2 separate regions of the Homo sapiens genome follow, and region 1 is linked to region 2. A link is a loop called in an ENCODE intact Hi-C map of the cell type or tissue named here. Cell type or tissue: B cell. All regions are shown on one strand. Each heading gives the region's core, and the rest is flanking DNA. Links, peaks and the distances in the headings are about the cores only.

Region 1 (2,929 bases), core at 103-2,602, 52 kb before region 2:
TGTAAGTTGAGAATTCCTAAGAACAGGGGAATTTTAAATAAACTCCTGGGGCTGGGGGTGGGTAGGGAGCAGTGGGACAGGGGTTTGCACAGGGAATTAGAATTGACAAAATTCAAATGAGGGGTGAAAAATATCAGTGAATTATCATTAATAACAGACATTATTTTTGCCCTATGACAAATGAAAAAGATTTTGTTTTTATATATATTTTTTAAATCTCACAACATACTTTTCAAAAAGTAAAGCTTCATTTTGTTTAAAGAGTTTTATGTCAAGAAACATTTCATAGCATAAATTTTCCACAATGCATATGATCAAATTATAACACCCATCTGAACACTATTAAGTATTTTATTACTTTGTTTAGTGCTGTTTGATAAGTATGAAATTATCTATGAAGTGAAAATTTTCAACTAGGAAATTTGACATTCCAACAATATCTGAGGTGGTTTTAACCCAGATAAACTAATTTCTGTCATTACCAACACATCTAAGAAAAACAGCCCTAATGAAGAAAGATAAAAACTACTTTTATTTTCTCCAATTAAAAGATTCATAAGACAAGCTGTGTAGGCATGAAAGAAAGAAAGGAAAGCTACAAAACTGGGAATACAAATTACATTTTCCTATTCAACAGGTCAAAGAAATTGCTGCAAGGAAACAAAACAGGCCCAAGGAAGTATTAAAAAAAAATGAAATAACCAACAATCTTAGCCGGATATAAGGCAAAACAAAATGAGGTAATCTCGGGTATTATGAAGTTTTAAAAGACACAACAAAGTTATGCACTGTTAGGAAATAATGATGACAGAGATGAATCCAGAAAATACAAAAAACAAACGGGTAGCTCCTTTTGCATGAAAAAAATAAAAAAAGAGAGAGAGAGTCAAAGAAGGAAACCTGAAAACAGAGTCAGACTGGAAACACTGTGGCCTAGGGGCTGTGTGGGTTATCATTCACCTCCTCCAGGAGAGAGCAGCAGAAGTAACATCCCTTTAAAGCAAAAGACACATACACAGCAACTAACCAAGACCCATAAATCCAATCACATATTCCCCAAGGTCAGCAACACACTGGATAGGAAAAATGAAAAGGACAATTCTAATGCTGTTTTTATTTAAAATTTTATTGAAACCCTCTTTCACCCGTTTACCACTTCCTAAGTAAAAATGCATGTAAACTCTGAGCCTGATGGTATTAGCTTCAAACTATTCCTTAAATACCTGAAAATGTGACTTTTGAAACTTGGGAAAGTGACGTTAGGACAAGGATCCATTTTACATGCCTGCTTCTTTGTTCATTCATGAGCAGAGCTAGACTAAGAAACCTTTCAATGAGAGGGAGAGCATGTATGCAGGAGTATAACTCTCTATTCTGAATTCTACCCTCGCTGGGCCCATGAAAGGTAAGGAACACTTTAGATAGGGTGGGGAAGGAGGTTTGGAAAACTTGTGATAAAGAGGAGTAAATTTTTCCTAAATTCTTAGTAAAACCTAACAGGTTACCCACAGAGTCCGTGTCTTAAGTTAATGCACTTATATAACTAGCATCAGAGTCTCCTTCAAGTGCCCTGTATATCTGTCATCAGTTTCCTCCTTCAAAGATTTCTCTTGTGTATACTACTATATAGTTAGCAAGGCCAGCTTTCCTTGCCTATGCCTATGACAAATTGGCTAGAATAATTTAGGGTTTTTGAATGCCATCTCTTAACTATATCTCATTGGAGGTGTCTGCATGTACGAGTGTGTGTGGTTTTTAACAGAATAACAAAATGCCTTAAGGCCCTTTAACGTGTTTTTAAAATCTACCTGTAGAACAAATCCTATGCATGCGAATGACCATGAATAGTTCCTCACATATTCAAGCTACGAATGTTTAAAGTATTACATAAATTTAGAAAATATTATCTAAAGGTATTTCCCATTAAATAAATCTAGAATATACTTAGTTCAAATATTTAGAAGGATTTAATTACTGTTACTCAAAACTACTCTGCTGTGAATTTGAGTATCACAATATAACTTTGCTCAGTTATTAAGTGGTTGATAGCTGTCCACCCTCTGCAGAAGTGTATCTGAATATCCAGGGGAATAATACCTGAAAAAGAAAATACACTATTAAATGCTGGTGAAACGATCAACACAGCAGGCACATAAGATTCAATATAGGGGATTTATCTGAAATAATCCTGTGAGTGAAATCTCAAATACACTCTGAATAATTATGCTCCAGTAATGCTTTGTGCATAAAGTTAGAGGCTATCCAGGAGGAAAATACGAATTCATAAAACTGTGCTACAGAAGTAGCAAAACATTTAAGGGATATAAATGTAATGGCAAAGGGGACATTTTCCAAACAAGAATCTTCAATCCACTGACAATATTTTATTACAGAGACTTCATTTTAATCACATCAAGTGGCTAATGTTGCTTTAAGGATCCTAGCTAATAGATTTTTTTTTTCATAAGTTAGACTACACAGTCTATTGTTACTAATCAACTTCTGCATTCTAACTGCCTTAGAGATCATTCTCAGCATGGGTTTTAATCAGATCTGGTCACCTAGGAAAACAAAAATTTCTGGAAGTATAATTCATATTGAAAAACTATTTAATAAAATATAATTTAGTATTGAAAAACTATTTACAAATACTTGTATCATAGAAACCTAGGAAATTAATCATTTTTACTATTAATAGTTCTTGGGCATCTATAGTACTATACATTTACATTCATAAATTGAACATTTTATACAAGATTTAGTATAAAAGTATTAAATATGTTGATCAGTGCATTGTGAGATGCTTAATACGTCATGGAAATAACTTACATGCAGATAAATGAATGTCAAATAAAATTTAGCAGGCATTCTAGAATAATTTTTTAAATCTATGGAAGTATAATTCAAAAATTCTCAAAACACTCAAAAT
Region 2 (2,929 bases), core at 243-2,742:
AATTTTCACTTCCCCCAAATTCCTAACACTCTTCTCTTCCATTCCTCATTAAAAGAAATGCCAAAAAAAAAAAACCCAGCAAAACCACAGGACTTTGTACCTCATAAAGAGGAGATTAAATCTCCTGTGAGAAATGACTTAAAGGCTGGGAGGTGAGGGAGACAGAAGCTTGTGCAAAGGCTTCGTGTTTTCACTGCCTCCTCACTTTTCTGCTGTAGTGCTTTTTTGTCTCTCTACAACTAATTAACATTTATTCAACTTAGAAAACTTCTACTGAAAATCTTCTACGTGGGATACCAGAATACAGACTCTGCTCTCAAAAGAAAGAGCTAAGAGTCCAAGAGGAAGAAAGCCCAACAGTATTTGATGATAGAAGGAATATCCACAAGAAAAATAAAATTTCTGTGACTCCTTGTAGAGCTATAACAAGCATTAGTAAGTGACTCTCTCATCTATAAATATAAGGAAAATTTCTGCACCATTAGGATTTATTTTTATTCTGGCAAAATACACATAACATGAAATTTACCATTTTAACCATTTTAAAGTATACAATTTAGTGGCATTTAGTGCATTCACAATGTTGCACAACCATCACCACTATATAGTTCTAGACTATTATCATCAACCCAACAAGAAACTTCTTACAAATAAAGCAGTCAATTCCCATTCCCTTCTCCTTCCAGCCCCTGGCAACCACTAATCTGCTTCTGTCTCTATGGATTTACATATTCTGGATAGTTCATATAAATGGAACCATACAATCTGTGGCCTTTTGTGTCTGGCTTCTTGCACTTAGCATATGTTTTTATGGGTCATCCATGGTGTAGCATTTATCAGTACTTTATTCCTTTTATGACTAATAATCCATTGTATGGATACACAACATTTTGTTTACCCGTTCATCTGTTGATTGGATTAGGTTGCTTTCACCTTTTGGCTATTGTGGATGCTGCTGCTATGAATATTTCTGTGCAGGCTTTGCTGGAGCATCTGTTTTCAATTCTTTTGGATATATAGCTAGGAATAGAATTGCTGAGTCACGTGGTAACAAATGTTTCACTGACTGCGGACCTGCCAAAGTGTTCTCACAGTGGTTTCCCCCATTTTACATTCCTACCAGCAATGTATGAAAGTTCCAATTTCTCCATGCCCTCACCAACACTTGTTATTTTCTTTTTATTTTTTATTATGGCCACCCTAAAAGGTATGAAGTGATACCTCATTGTGGTTTTGATTTGCATTTCTTAATGACTAATGCTGTGGAGCATCTTTTCACATGCTTCTTGGCCATTTTTATATATTCTTTGGAGAAATGTCTATTTAATTCCTTTGTCGATTTTTCAATTGGCTTGTCTTTTTGTTACACAAATAGGAATTTAATCCCAAAGATATGTCAAGAAAGCTCTATCCCTAGGTTATGATAAACTAACAGAATAGAATGAACAGTCCAAAACCTACCTACAAGTGGTCCTTAACTACTGTGAAAACCAAATAGCTGGCATTGTATAGAAAAAGAAAGTGGTACCAGATAGGAGGGGGAAAAAAACAGGGCAATTTCAGATAGTGCTTAACAGAGTTGGCATGCCTATAACTTGGTAAAAAAAGATTTATCAAACCTTCCATTACACATACTTATTCTCTTCCTCTTTTTGGTTGCTTCTCTACCCCTTGCCTCAAGGCTGTCTCTCACTATTTCCCTTAACTTGGTTTCACCAGCATATAAGGACTGCTGAGATCAACTATTTGCCTAGGGTCTACATACTTCCCTAAGACAGATCCGATAGCTTTGTTTAAAACTCTCATATATAGAAATACTGCTTTATGTATAATTCTGCCTAAAAAAATCTATTTTCTCCTTATATTATCAATAATAGATAAATGGTGGTTATCAGCACCAAAGCAAAATACCCTGAAAATATGATTACATGCAGCTCAGATAATTGAAGATTGTGTTAACCCCCTAATAATTTTATGCCTACAGGCTTGCAACTGTATCCAAACTGTCACATTTTTAAAAATCTAAAACAAAAAAACATATAACTAGTTTTTTTTAATTCTTACATTCTGTTCTGCCAATGAATAAACAAGCTGTGGAAGAATGTCGCACTTCACAACAGCTTCTGCTAGGTCATCATTATAATTGGCCAGTCTCCCAAGAGCCAAAGCAGCAGTCTGTTGAATTGTTGGGACCACGTCCAGAAGAAGAGTTCTCAGCAAAGACATTACACCTGAGTTAAATTATGAAAGAACAGAAATCAGGAAAATTTAAATTAAAAAGCAAAAATACAATTCAGTATATATGCAGACAGTAAAATTAAAGGGAAAAAATCAGTAAAAATAAAACTATTCACCATAAACTAATGGAAATTTAGAAGTACCTAACTGGCCAAGACACAGAATAATACAAGCGATCATTGTTAAACATGCAGTAGAGCATGGAAATAAGAAAGGCTTTGGATTTAGGTAAGAATCCCTGATTCAGCAAGTCCTGTCTATATTACCTGATAGGGTTAATTATGAGGCATGCAGAGAAAGGTTGTAGAGTATGCTATGATGCCTAACACAAAAAAGATAGGGCTTCCCCCCAGACTTTGCAAATCTTATATTTCAAGGCTCGCTTCAAGGCCTCACCTGCGTATTATCTCCAAATAAATGTCTTGGAGATGAGGAAGTGTACTACTAGTGCTCATCATATTCATCCAAGGGTTGAATGCATAGTAGGTATATCATCATCATCACCACAACAGCAACAATAGTAAAAGTAGCTCATATTTATCAAGGACTTATTATATGCAAGCACTGTTCTAAGGACTTTTTTCCATAAAAACTCATTTAACTTTTATAACAAAACTATGAAGCAGGCCCTACTATTATGTCTATTTTACAGATGAGAAAATTGAGGCTGAGAAAGGTTAATTGTCACACA

What was found. A loop is a pair of places that touch in the nucleus more often than their neighbours do. Peaks named below come from ENCODE experiments on the same cell type or tissue, not always from the same donor. Only the 100,000 strongest peaks of a DNase experiment are listed, where the experiment ranks them.
Region 1: it touches region 2 in a loop (2.1-fold over the local background); 2 of 110 quality-filtered maps call a loop at or near these places.

Annotation. Positions count from the first base shown.
Region 1 is chr10:22,415,787-22,418,715 of GRCh38, reverse strand. SPAG6 (sperm associated antigen 6) reads right to left here. Exons shown (of 11, transcript NM_012443.4): 11 at 1,106-2,097. The coding sequence ends at 2,028. Among named protein-coding and RNA genes, the nearest start is that of LINC03027, 21 kb to the left of the region's middle. In B cell, for the core only: no CTCF peak of the experiment used is centred there; no DNase peak of the experiment used is centred there.
Region 2 is chr10:22,364,155-22,367,083 of GRCh38, reverse strand. It overlaps SPAG6 (sperm associated antigen 6), which reads right to left. Exons shown (of 11, transcript NM_012443.4): 3 at 2,065-2,231. Among named protein-coding and RNA genes, the nearest start is that of SPAG6, 20 kb to the right of the region's middle. In B cell, for the core only: no CTCF peak of the experiment used is centred there; a DNase peak (open chromatin) is centred at 1,673.